Linked DNA regions of Homo sapiens: regions 2, 3 and 4 are each linked to region 1. Evidence: chromatin contacts called from ENCODE Hi-C or POLR2A ChIA-PET data. All regions are on one chromosome and are shown on one strand. Each heading gives the region's core, a stretch centred on a gene start or an enhancer-like site at or near the end of the contact. The rest is flanking DNA. Distances are from core to core; before and after follow the strand shown. Region 1 has its middle 22 kb from the start of INPP5F. Region 2 has its middle 130 kb from the start of CHST15. Region 3 overlaps LINC02641 (long intergenic non-protein coding RNA 2641). Region 4 holds the start of C10orf88 (chromosome 10 open reading frame 88).

What was found. A loop is a pair of places that touch in the nucleus more often than their neighbours do. ChIA-PET counts read pairs that join two places held with the same protein, here RNA polymerase II (POLR2A). Pooled maps may share reads with other maps.
Region 2: a pooled map shows a loop between it and region 1 (13-fold over the local background). The contact joins two enhancer-like sites. A Hi-C loop is called at or near these places in 4 of 37 single-sample maps with no recorded cell type and 6 of 50 pooled maps.
Region 3: a loop to region 1 is called in a map of GM12878, with 4 times the contacts of the local background. The contact joins two enhancer-like sites. A Hi-C loop is called at or near these places in 1 of 168 maps with a recorded cell type or tissue (GM12878), 16 of 37 single-sample maps with no recorded cell type and 6 of 50 pooled maps.
Region 4: a pooled map shows a loop between it and region 1 (1.9-fold over the local background). The contact joins the promoter of C10orf88 here to the enhancer-like site in region 1. A Hi-C loop is called at or near these places in 1 of 50 pooled maps. POLR2A ChIA-PET finds 5 or more read pairs at or near these places in 2 of 52 experiments (B cell and GM10248).

Annotation. Positions count from the first base shown.
Region 1 is chr10:119,702,371-119,705,511 of GRCh38, forward strand. No RefSeq gene overlaps it. Among named protein-coding and RNA genes, the nearest start is that of INPP5F, 22 kb to the right of the region's middle. RefSeq lists enhancers at 1,568-1,617, 1,628-1,677, 2,308-2,587. Within about 2 kb of position 1,726, at least 6 of the 41 ENCODE cell types and tissues checked have a DNase peak (open chromatin) inside an H3K27ac peak, as active enhancers do; they include B cell and GM12878, where a contact is called at or near this core.
Region 2 is chr10:124,219,458-124,222,598 of GRCh38, forward strand. No RefSeq gene overlaps it. Among named protein-coding and RNA genes, the nearest start is that of CHST15, 130 kb to the left of the region's middle. RefSeq lists enhancers at 2,026-2,125, 2,136-2,315. Within about 2 kb of position 1,599, at least 6 of the 41 ENCODE cell types and tissues checked have a DNase peak (open chromatin) inside an H3K27ac peak, as active enhancers do.
Region 3 is chr10:123,396,623-123,399,763 of GRCh38, forward strand. The region is part of intron 6 of LINC02641 (long intergenic non-protein coding RNA 2641); the gene reads left to right. Among named protein-coding and RNA genes, the nearest start is that of LINC02641, 50 kb to the left of the region's middle. RefSeq lists an enhancer at 1,463-1,772. Within about 2 kb of position 1,694, at least 2 of the 41 ENCODE cell types and tissues checked have a DNase peak (open chromatin) inside an H3K27ac peak, as active enhancers do; they include GM12878, where a contact is called at or near this core.
Region 4 is chr10:122,952,522-122,955,662 of GRCh38, forward strand. It overlaps C10orf88 (chromosome 10 open reading frame 88), which reads right to left and starts at 1,706. Exons shown (of 6, transcript NM_024942.4): 1 at 1,494-1,706; 2 at 308-511. The coding sequence starts at 1,657. It overlaps LOC124902519 (a long non-coding RNA gene), which reads left to right and starts at 1,921. Exons shown (of 2, transcript XR_007062325.1): 1 at 1,921-2,047. RefSeq lists a silencer at 1,422-1,501.

The DNA of each region.
Region 1 (3,141 bases), core at 476-2,975:
TAGGGTCCGTGAGACTTTGGCAAGTTCCTTCTGTGCTCTGCCCTTCATTTTCCATGTCCCTAAATGGGAATGGTCATGTGTATTAAACAGACTGATGGTGTCTACCACAGTCTTAAGCAGAATGGAAGCTCAAATATGTTAATTATTTTTACTATATGTTTTCTGTCTGTGAACATCCCTCTCCTTTCCTTCTAAAGGATACATGAACTGTTTAGAACAAAACACTCCATTTCAGGACAAGTTTCCTCTGGAAAAAAACAAAAAACAAAACAACAACAAAAAACACAGTTACCAGCTTCAAGGATGGGGATGTGAAAATGTTGTAATGGAAAAGCTGCATATAGAGAGAGAGTCTGTGAGACGGTAAGTTTTAAGTCATAGATAATCATGAGTCTTAGAGGTGGGAAGAACATCTAGAGAGAGCTTATTCAGAAAGACATTCTGGGCTATTTCAACAGTAAAGATGATGCTATCTCCATTTTTGGGGGGAGAGTCATGGCCTTTGGTAGTTTTGAGTGTATTTACCACTAGGTAGTAATATCTTGTTTTCAAACTGATTATTGCTGACTGAATCATGTCCCCTTAAAGATATGCTCAAGTCCTAATCCCCGGTACCTATGAATGTGAGTTTATTTGGACATACATCCTTTGTAGATCTAAAAAAGTTAAGATGAGGTTTTACTGGAACACTAGTTCAATGACTGGTACCTTTATAAGAAGAGAAAAATTTGAACACTGATACAGACACACAGGGAGAGTGCCGTGTGACAAATGAGACAGAAATTGGAGTGATATATCTACAAGCCAAGGAACACCAAGAATTGCAGGCAGCCTGCGGAAGCTGGAAAAGGCAAGGAAGGATTCTCCCTTGGCGCCTTCAGAGGGAGCCTGGCCCAGCCAACACCTTGATTTTGGATTTCTAGCCTCCAGAATTGTGAGAAAATACACTTCTGTTGTTTACTGCCACCCACTTTATGGTCATTTGTTACAGCAGCCCTAGAAAACCAATACACTGACCAAATGACCACATCTCTTTGTCCCCTCTCTTATTTTATTTATTAATTCACTTATGTTTTATAGAGATGGGGTCTCACTATGTTGCCAAAGCTGGTCTCAAACTCCTGGGCTCAAGAAATCCTCCCACCTTAGCCTCCCAAAGTGCTGGAATTACAGGCATGAGCCACTGTGCCCAGCCCCCTCTCTTATTGTAATCAGTAGATTAATCCTGGTTCTCAATAGCCTTGAGGTTTCTGATGGAAATTTTAATATAATTATTAACATATTCTTTGTTTTTGAGACGGAGTCTTGCACTGCTGCCCAGGCTGGAGTGCAGCGGCACGATCTCGGCTCACTGCAAGGTCTGCCTGTTGGGTTCACGCCATTCTCCTGCCTCAGCCTCCCCAGTAGCTGGGACTACAGGTGCCCGCCACCATGCCTGGCTGATTTTTTATATTTTTAGTAGAGACGGTGTTTCACTGTGTTAGCCAGGATGGTCTCTATCTCCTGACCTCGTGATCCACCTGCCCTGGCCTCCCAAAGTGCTGGGATTACAGACGTGAGCCACCACGCCCTGCCAACATATTCTATTTTTACATTAAAATAATATATATTTGGATTGGGGAAACCTTCTGATGACTGAGTTGGTAAGCTCCTAGGAAAGACAGAAACTCACTCTGTAGGCCCCATCCTGCACAGCTAGTAGATGCTGCAGGGAGAACTGGGCATCCCCCAATGATGTGATGCTTCAGTTTCAACATCTGTAAACGCTGCTGATATTTCCTTCCTGCTACTTCAGAATAAAAATACGTCTTTAAAGTATTTTGAGCTCTATGGAGCCTGCTGTAGAAATTTAGAGGTAGCATGATAATCATCCTTCATCTTCGTTTTTTTTTTTTTTTTGAGTCTTGCTCTGTCGCCCAGGAGGCTGCTTTTTTTTTTTTTTTTTTTTTTTGACTGACCTTCCCTTCTTCTGAACTTGTTATTCACATCTTGTCCTCAAGACATTTTCTCCTTGGTACCGAGCAATAATTTTTGTTCTGATGTCATTGGTGATTCCGCACCTATGGAAAGCTGTTATTTTCCATTCTATCAGGAACTCAGGTATTTATTTCAATCTGTTCGTAGCAGAGAAGAATATTTCTGTTGAATGTATTCCTGTTCTTGTCAGGTTGTAAAGATGAGTAGAATGGGATGCCTCCCTAGCGCTGTGAGTTGTTGTTGTTGTTTGTAATATGTGAAATTGATGTAAACCCTCCTGACTTCAAGTTTTCGAAACCTCCCACTACTGCAATGAGTCAGATAGAACCAGGAACTGACACTAAGCTGATGACCCGAAAAGGGATCCATTGCTGAATTACACCATCATTAGTGAGAAGCTCCTGATCTCCTACTTTCTAACTCCAAGAAAGGTTCTATTTGTCGGTTGAAAGAGAAACTCAGCCACAGGTGGTGGGGTACGTCTATAATTCCAGCACTTTCGGAGGCTGAGGCAGAAGGATCACTTGAGGCCCGGAGTTCAAGAGCAGCCTGGGCAACAGAGTGAGACCCTGTCTTTACAAAAATAGATAGGGATATTTTTGTATGCTTCCTTTCTGGCTCCAGTATAACCTTCTTCTAGAGCTTCTTTGTCCTCAAACCTTAAGGAAAATATGAATAGCTATTCGGTTTTGTTTTTCAGTGTGTACAACCTTTGGGCTCTTATTCTGTCTGCAAAATTTAGACGTTTTTGTTGCTCATTGCTCACCTTCTTAATTTTTTTTTGTTTTTGTTTTTGTTTTGTGAGATGGAGTCTTGCTCTGTCGCCCAGGCTGGAGTGCAATGGCGCAATCTTGGCTCACTGCAACCTCTGCCTCCTGGGCTCAAGTGATTCTCCTGCCTCGGCCTCTCAAGCAGCTGGGATTACAAGGTGCCTCCCACTCAGCTAATTTTTGTGTTTTTGGTAGAGATAGGGTTTCACCATGTTGGCCAGGCTGGTCTCGAACTCCTGTGATCCACCCACCTTGGCCTCCCAAAGTGCTGGGACTACAGGCGTGAGCCACTGCACCCAGCCACCTTCTTAATATTTTTAAGAGGAAGATACTTTCCCACATTAGGTGTTGATTATGATTGACATTTTTATGATTTAAAAAAACCCTGTTTATT
Region 2 (3,141 bases), core at 349-2,848, 4.5 Mb after region 1:
AGGAGGTGTTTGGTTGCAAATGAAAAAAACCCAAATCAGTTACCTCGGCCAAAAAGGGGGGCCCTTCATAAGCTACTATAAAGGGCGGCCTAGGGAGTGCATCCCAGGCACTGCTGGATCCAGGGTCTGAAGTGACTGATGCCCGGAGCCACCCTTCTGTCTGTTGATGCCTCATTCTCTGCTCCTTGACCCTCCTACGGGGACAGGCTCTGTTCCTGTACCAGGAACTTGCTGGCCTGTGGGCCCTTAGTCTCATCTTCCATCCCACGTACCTAGTCACAACACACCGCCCCATTGGTGCCGGCTAGTATGCCCTGAACCAGAACAGGGGGAGGAGGGCAGTCTTTGACCAGGATGGTGCCATGCGATGATCCTGTGGCCAAGTGGGCACTTTGACCTTTGCTCCCTCCTCCTGCATCCTTCCAGTCAGTGGCCACCCAATTTCTGCCCAGGGACCCTTCTGTCCTCCTCCCTGTCCCCCTCTGGGACGCCTGCTCCTTCTCTCTGCCCCTCCTCCACTCTTTCTCCCCCGCCATCTCCCTGCCTTACAGAAATTGCTATTTCCTTATGCATCAACTCAAACAACACCAATTATGACTTCACCCAGGAAAACAGTACTGGATGGAACCCGTGGCCGCTCGTGATGGTAGAAGCTGCGATTAGTAGTTTGATATGGACGAAAAGTGATTTAAGAAGCAAATCTCTGCTGTAAGATTCTAAATGCAAAAAAAAAAAAAATTGATCCCTATGAAAATAATTTCAGCAAAATGGAAATGGAAACATCAGGAATGGCTTAACTGCGCTGTATAGAAAATTGATAGAGGGATTACATCAGCTTAATGGGGTCCCCGCTGGAATTCTGATACTTTCTAGATGAAAACTCATCACTGTTGGGTAATTCTGGTTAAAATGCTGACATTCAAAATGACTTTGGGGTCAAAATATCCACAGAAGCAAAAGAGTTAGGTCAAATGTCCCAATCTCTGACCAAGGAGTTAAGGTTTTATACTTAGTAGCCCCAACAGAAGTAGGGGATGAGATGAAGCAGTGTCCCTAAAGACAAAGTGGAGGAGGTGGGAATAATTCCAGAAAAACAGTGGAGAGAAGGAGCTGGATTACAGACACAAATGCTGAGCTTCCCGCCTGACTCCCTGCTGAGGCATGGGTGCCTCTCGGTCCCTGCAGGCTCGATCCCTGCAGATCTCTGCAGATCGTATCCATGATGGGGAAGGCCCCCTTCCGCCCTCTGCCAGCCCTGCACCCAGCTTCTGCAGCCCAGGGGCTCCCACCTACCACGTGGTGGCCTGAAGCCCCCACCAAAGTCCCAGCAGCCTCATGCCAAACTGACTTCTGTGAGTCCCAAACACAAACAGAAAGCAAAAGTGCTTAGCAAGTGCTATTTTTTCTAAATGACATTTATTGTTTTTGTTTTTCTAACCACAATATAGTGTAGTCTGAGGCAGAAGCTTTGGAAGAGGCAGAAAAGAGAAGGAAAAGTATCCACTCCAGCCCCCTGCTCATGGAGGAGCGCCGCTGACCACGTGGAGCCTGGCACCTGCGCATCTGGAAGGAAGGGCAGGCCCCGGAACCTGCGGTCATAATCGTGCCTGTGGGAGAGCCCAGCCAAGGAGAGGGCTCCCTTCCAGCTCCTTGCCAGGACACACAGCCCTAAGTGTGTCCTGGGCTGCTCAGAGCTGCCATTCCCACCTGTGACGTAGGGGCCACATGCTGGCTTCAGGAGGGCGGTGAAGACCTGGGGCTGCGGAGACGAATGGAGCCCCCCACAGTGGTTCTCCAGCATAACCTTCTGAGCTTCATTCTCCCCATGGGGAAAATCAGAGTAACCATCCCACAGGGCTGCTGGGAGGTGAAATGAGCGATTTCCAGGCCTGTGTTTGTGTCCTCCTGGCAAGCACCCTATCAGGCCAGGATGCTTGTCATTTCCACTTTACAGATAAAGGAAATGAGGCCGGGGGCATAAGTTATCCCTGACCAAGACCTCACGGCTAGGAAGTAATAGGACTGGGACTCACACCTCAGCTTGTGAGAGCCTGGAGCTCTCTTAACCATGTGGCTACCCAGTGGGAGGGAGAGGAGGAGGCTTCCCTCACTGAGGAGAGAGGAACCACATGGCCCTATCACCAACCAAGTCACTCTCTGGGGACCATGGCATTCCCTCTCGAGGAGCCCCCAAAGTCAGCAGCGCTTCATTCATCCTTCCATACATTCTAACTTCCAAGTCTCCAGAAAGAACGAGATGAGTCATTTCTGACCAGGGAAACCTAACAGTTAAAAAGGGGCCTGTTTCTCTTCCAGTTTCCAGGTGCGAGGGTCAGAGGATGTGGTCAGAAAGGACTTTTTTAAAAAGTATTCTACGTGTCACTGGTTACCGCACACTGCCAGGGCTGCACGTTGAGTCGGATGTCCACACCTACATGGTCCCCTAGGACTCCTCCCAAAACACAAGGGGCCCCTGGGCCCCTGGCCAGAGCCCCCCGTCGCCCAGCCCCTCACTCCCCAGGCTGCACAAACATTTGTCTTTCCAAATCAGGAAGCTGCCCTCCGCCGCCTTTCAGAAGCAAAGTAAAAACAGCTGCTATTTTTGAAAGGGTATTTTTGTAAAACAATCTCTGGTTTCCTTCAGGAATTTCAACCCCAGAGCCCCCTTGGTGATGTGGTTTCTGTAGGAGTGAACATACATCCGACCGCGCAGGCAGGGGGACTGCCGCTCGCTGTCCCCTCCACCTCTCCGCCGAGGCATGCCCGGTGTCCAGCAACCCTCACAGCCCCAGTCATCCACTCAAGTCCATTTTCACCAGCATCTCTTAGCCCCTGCTTTCTGTCAGAAGATGCAGGGACTCCAAGATACAGAGAAGTGGGTCTCTGCCCCTCAGGGGCTCACAGCCCAGGACAGACACACAGATCAGCATCTGCGATGCACCGCGGTCTCTTGTATATTTCATGCAGCCTCTCACGCCTTGTCTGTCGGGGTCCCTGCACACTGGGCACCACAACCAAGCCTTGAGGAGGAGTTGGCCCAGTTCCAGCAGCCCTCAGGCTGCTCACAGTCCAGTGGGGAGGCCTGAGCGTAGGGCCAGGTGGCCCAGGGAAGGGGGGGATTCACAGATTCACCCTGTGTAG
Region 3 (3,141 bases), core at 444-2,943, 3.7 Mb after region 1:
TATTATGCTTTCTGTATCTCTGCTCATTTTTCACCAGTATTGCATTAAGTATTGATATTGATTTCTTGTAAATGGAACTGAAATAGATGGCCCACAGTTTTTGTTATTGTTCGGTGGCACTTGTATGTAATTTATTATGGCTGTAATGGAGGCTGCCCCTCGCTGCCACGGCTTAAATTAAATGTGCCACACTCTGGCCTCTGCTTGTCACCGGCATCTCTCATTTGATAGCAAAAATTATTATGTATAAAGTTTCTCTTTCCTTCTCACCCCTTCCATAAGAAACAATAACTGTGCCCTTTGTATTGTTTTGAAAGTTTGTGTTGATGACGTCCATCATTAGTGAAAAATATGAAAGTAGGAAGGGAGAGGACAATTTCCTCCTGGCAGCTGGGTTCTGTTTGGTTTCTGGGAGGCCTGGCAGACAGGAGACCTGGAGTCCTGGCCTGGTTTTACTTCAACTCAATGGAGTGACCTTGGGCTAGTCCCCTTCTCCTTCTGACTGTGGTTTTGTGAAGATGCATCCATGGCTCACGTATGTGCAGGGCTCCAATGACAGCCCCTGCAGTCCAGGGCCAGGGAGCTAAGGTGCCCTTTGTCTGTGTGTTTTCCCTGTAGGGAGTGCCCCAGGATAAGCTGGTGAGATGGCAGGGTGGCACCTGAGTGGGCTTGGGCACCAGGCTGTCATGGCTGAGGACATCTGAAGGCAAAATTGCCTGGGGACAAGCAGCTTTGGGTGTCCCATCCAAGGTGCAGTGCAGGTCCACAGAGAGGAGGCACATCTTGAAGCCAGAGAGTGGCCCCCTCCACAACAGGAAAGGGCAAAGCAAGGACAAGGGGAAAGTGTCCTGGCAAAAAAACAAAAACAAAAACAAAACAAAAAAAACACACAACCCAAAACTGGAAATTCTCTTTCTCTTTCAGTTGAACCTCTTGGCTGGGCCAGTACCCGAAAAGCCACACCGAATAATCTTGGGGAATAGCTGTGCGACCATCCTTTCCCAGCATGCTCAGGATTCTGCAAATGTCCTCTGCCTTCTCTAAGGCCCCCATCTCCCTTTCAGGGTTCTGTAGCGTGTGTTCAACTTCTGGCCTGTGTCTTTCACTGTGTCGGGGTATTTTTAGGGGGATAGAATAGGGTGAGAAGCAACAGGAACTATCATGACTGGGGGGAATAGGCAGGCCCAGTATTAACGTGGCGTGTGTGTGTGTGTGTGTGTGTGTGTGTGTGTGTGTGTGTGTGTATTTGTGTGAATGTGTGCATGTGTGTGTTTGTGTTTGTGCATAGCACCTCAAGTGTAGGCATCTTTATTCCCAAGACAGCCCTTGCCAAAGACAGGGTCAAGTCACATGCTCTTAGACCTGATAATTCTGCTTATGTGATTTTCACTTCAAATGATTTCCTGTTAGGCATAAAGGTTTCTACTAAAGAAAAATTTAAGGTCCTCACACAAGCCACTTCTGCTCCTCCACTTCTTAAAGAACCAAGTTAGATTTTAGTGCATTCAGCATGGGGCAAAACAGTGTCTATTAATTAGACTTTCATTTCTATTGACAATGGGGCCTACAGGCCTTGCACTGAGGTGGACACAGACCTTTTGTGGTGCCCTGTTGATCCTGGTTCTGCTCGTGGAAAATTAGGCCTGATTGCCCTATGAAGGCCCCTTCTCTAGTTTCCCTCTCTCACCTGCTAAGTCTCCATTCTTCCTCTAACTGCTTTAAATAGGTCAGCTGAGTTTCATTCTTACAGTCATCAGGCCTTTGGTGAAGGCATCTGTGCTCTTGCTGAAGTCTGCAACATTTCCCAACATGCAGGCCAAGGGCCCTTCTCTTTCGGTCTGACCACTTGTCTGTTCATGCATGCATGCTTTCATTCATTCAGAAAATGTGTCAAGAAAAGAGCACATGATTTGGAGGCAGACGTAATTCAGTGGTGTGCCGGAGTGGGATATTTCCAGCTTGCAAAAGCGGATTGCTAAATTTGTAAGTGTTTTGCAGCTGGTTTTTAAACATATATTAAAAATGAAATTGTAGAAAATTGCAATTAAATAAATTATATCAAAAACAGAAAATAAATACTCAAAACTCATCATTTTCTAATTATTTTATAACATTGTATTACCATCTGTATCAGAGGTTTCCAAAGTTTTTCTATGAAAGTGCAGATAGTAAGTATTTTAGGCTTTCTTGTCTCTGACACACTATTCAGGTCTGCTGTTTTAAGGTAAAAGGAGCCACAGACAATGCATCAAAGAATGGGCATGGCTGTACTCCTGTAAAACTATTTATAAACATGTAGCACTAGATTTGGCCCATAGCCCAGGTCAAGTTTGCCAACTCTTGATCTATGCTTTTGAGGTTATTTATGTCTGTAATATCCTTCTGGTGGAAATACTGTATAATGGTTGCTCCCCAACTCTGCCTTCCATGAGCTCATGCTGGCAGCTTGGAATCAGCCATGGTGGGAGTATTTACACCACAGAAATTGGCAAACACTAACAATCAGTTCTCTTTTCCCAGAGAACTGGCTAAACATTCACGGGGACACCACTGGGTGCGTCTGAGTCTTGACTCCGTGTTATATTAGCTCTGTGGCCTTAGGCACATGATTTACTTTCTGAGCTTTAGTTACCTTCAATAAAGGCAGAGACTGTGCCTATCCCAGAGCACTGGCAGGGGCTGAAGTGACACAATGTGACCTAACGCGTGTAAAGCACACAGCCATGGGGCCTGGTTTAAGGGGGATTCACAGTTGAGACAAGAACTGGCTCTGGCCTCAGGAATTCTCAGGGTCCCGGAGGGAGAAGGTATAGCTCAACCATAGAACGTAAAAGAAAGAATCATAACCTGCAGTGGAAAGATCTGATCAGCCACTCTCCAACCTGGGGACTTCTGACAGCTGATTCTTGGGCCTCAGAGCTATGGTTTCAATCTCAACCACGACCCTCCAGGCAAGCCCTCTGCAACCCAGCTCCTGCCTCCACTTCCCACTGCTGACCCGACCACACACCCCGAGACCCTTCGCCCTTCCTGATGCACAGTCACGCCCTACAGTCCTTGTTCCCACTACCCCCCTCTTCCTGCGCCTCCCGTCCCTGCCCTTGTCTCTGGACTCAGCTCACAGGCAGCCTCCCTCCGTAG
Region 4 (3,141 bases), core at 456-2,955, 3.3 Mb after region 1:
TTTAAGGAAAGAGACACACTTCTCAAAATTTCATTCTAATAAAACTCTTCCACTAACTAGCTATGACCTCCTACCAATTCACCTTGATTGTTAGTTCTAAATTTCAACATTTATAAAAATAACTAGGCTGATCTACACTGTCTTTTAAGATCTCTAAAGTTGTAAACTTCTATGCCTACTGGCACATTTTTATCTTCTCTCCCATAACATATGGTATCAATATCAGAGAATCAATAATTATTGCAAAAAGTGAGAAAAATCAAAACACTACTTCAGAAGAACACTTTCCCGTGTACAAGTCACACACCTGTCATCCAGGACAGTACAAACATTCTTGCCCCTACTGGTTCCACAGTACTCCTCTCCTAAGTACACTTCCATATTTCTTGCTGAACTTAAAATGCCAATAGAAGCGATTTCTTCACCTCCATCAGGGCCACACCTCAGGTAAAGGAAGCAGGGGTTTTCATCTTTGTTGTTGTGGTTTCTCTTCAAAATCACCAGATCCTGACTGAGAAGAAAATTGGTGAAAACATCACACAGTATAGTTCTCTGAACATGACTCTTCTTTTTTGAGACGGAGTCTGGCTCTGTCGCCCAGGCTGGAATGCAGTGGCTCCATCTCGGCTCACTGCACGCTCCGCCTTCCGGGTTCACGCCATTCTCCTGCCTCAGCCTCCCAAGCAGCTGGGACTACAGGCACCCGCCACCGCGCCCGGCTAATTTTTTGTATTTTTCGTAGAGACGGGGTTTCGCCGTGTTAGCCAGGATGGTCTTGATCTCCTGACGTCGTGATCCGCCCGCCTCGGCCTCCCAAAGTGCTGGGATTACAGGTGTGAGCCACCGTGCCCGGCCGGGGCTTCTTTCTTCTAACTCACTTCCACTTGCCCTTGAGGTCCAAGCACCTTCCCAAGCATCCAAGAAGCGCTCAACACAGAATTCATACGGAAATGAAGGTGTCACACATCAGGGCTTTCCCAAACTCTATTTTTTCCTCAATCAACATTCTACTCAATCCCCTGCAATTGACTCTCGGATAATTACATAAATCACTGGGCACCTACTGGGTGCAGGGCACAATGAAAGACAAAAGTGTATCTTTTTCGAAATTAAGTCGACAGCGATCATCTATAGCTGGACTTTTTACACAGCCTGTTTTGGTGGACAGGAGGTGTCTTGTTTGAGGGTAGAGGGGCGGACTGACTTTGACAGCAGCCCTGAGGGGCTATCACGCCTGATGGGGACGTTATATGAAATTCCGAGTCCGGGTCACCTTCCCCCTCTCACGCCCAGGAGCCTCGGCCCCTTCCCGGCCGGACCCACCCCCCTCCGCCCACCCCGGACGACCTCGCAGCTCCCCTCCCCAACTAGAGACCTGGTACCAACTGCTCTCCCGGATCCCGGGCTCAGACCCTCTCGCCTCCCCTCACAGCTCCCCTAGAAGCGCGGCAGTTGCCGAGCATAGCGACCCCGTCCCCGTCGGCCCGGCGCACCCTGGAGCAGGCGGTGCCAGCAGCTCCTCCCAGTCGAAGTCACCGGGGCCGAGACCGGCCCGGGTGAGGAGGAGGCTGTGGGTCAGGGCCCCGCCTGCAACATCCCAAGAAGAGGCCAGCGTGGGGCGGCGGGTGAGGCCCCCGTCCTCGGTCCGCGTCTCCATTCCGCCGCCTTCAGTCAGGCCAGCCCAGCCCCGGAACCTCTCTTCCAGTGCTTGAATTTCCGCCGGTACAGCGTGGAAATGGGCAGGCAAAGCGACTTCCGGCTCACTCCGCTTCAAGTACCCGCCGCTTCTTGCTTTGGTGGGGAGAGCAGGCACCAGAGACACGCATGCGCATGTGCCAGCTGGCCTCAGGCGCGGCGTTCAAAGTGTGCGGGGAGGAGGTCGAGAGCGGAGCATGCGCACTGGCAGACCCTTGCTCTTTCGCTGGAGACTATGCGCAGGCGCGGTGCACTGCGCGCCGGCACGAGGGTGTTTTCGACGTTGGCTGTGGGGAAACAGCAAGCGGCGTGGACGACCGTTGCTGAGCTGGTGTGGAACGTCTGTGATCAGGTAGGTGTAGTCTCGTCGCTCTACGCTGCGTGCAAGACCGACTCCTGACCTCGTTCTTTCCCAAGGGGACGCCAGGGCCTTTTCTGCTTCCATTCCGTCGGATCTGCAGCATTTGTGGCAGCTAGCGCGGCGGACGCGCTGCCGATTCGGGTTATTTTTACTTCGAATTCTCCTAGCCTCCCTCACACATATTCTCGCTTTAGAGGGGGGCTGAAGCGGATGATGGGGTTTTGGGGTTGAAGGGCATCTGTGATGGGCATTGAGCCACGCTGGCCTTCGCCGGGTGCTGTCTCAGCTGACGCCCCCTGACCCCATGTGCAACCCTCAGGCCGCAGGAACCCGGGCATCCAGGGCTGGACGCTCTAGGTGACAGAAATTTGAAATGCAAGAAAGACCCAGACACCGAAGGCAGGGGCTGCCCCATGAGATCGCTCCTCATGGCACTGGAAACAGCGAGTGGAAAGGGGGGGTCTCAGAACTCTGTTGAAGTAGAATATGAACTCAGTCTTGAAGGAACTTAAGGCTACGGATGCAGAACAGTGGGAGCAGATGGAACTTTCTAGATGCCCCACGGGATGGGACTGTATATAGTGTGCCCCCTCATCCTCCTCCTGTAGAGGCTTGTGCAGATTATTTTTCTGTCTTTTGAAAAAAGCAAACTCTGAAATTCCACTTGTCTATAATCTAGAGTTCCAAAGTTGTGTTTAAGGTGGTATCCTCTCTAGGAAATAACGTTTTTGCTCACCCATACTCTAATTTTCTTTCAGAGCTGTCTATTCTGGGTTCATGACTCAGTGCGCATTACTTTAATCTTTTTGCTTATGTTTTCGTTTGAGTTTATGTACTAGGACTTGTGCCCTCTAGCTAAAAATGAGAATAAACTTTGCATTCTGTTTACCTGTGTCAAAGCAAGAAAAATGATGACCAAATGTATTTTTCTATAAGTAATCACCAGAATGTACGTATGGTAGGTGAATTCACCAAGATTGAAAGAGAGAAATGTCACCAAAGGTCTATCATAGCAGAATTGTAAAGTCCTCGTTTGCAAAGATTTTTTTAATATTTCAGACTCATTCTAAGTTGTCCTTGTCATT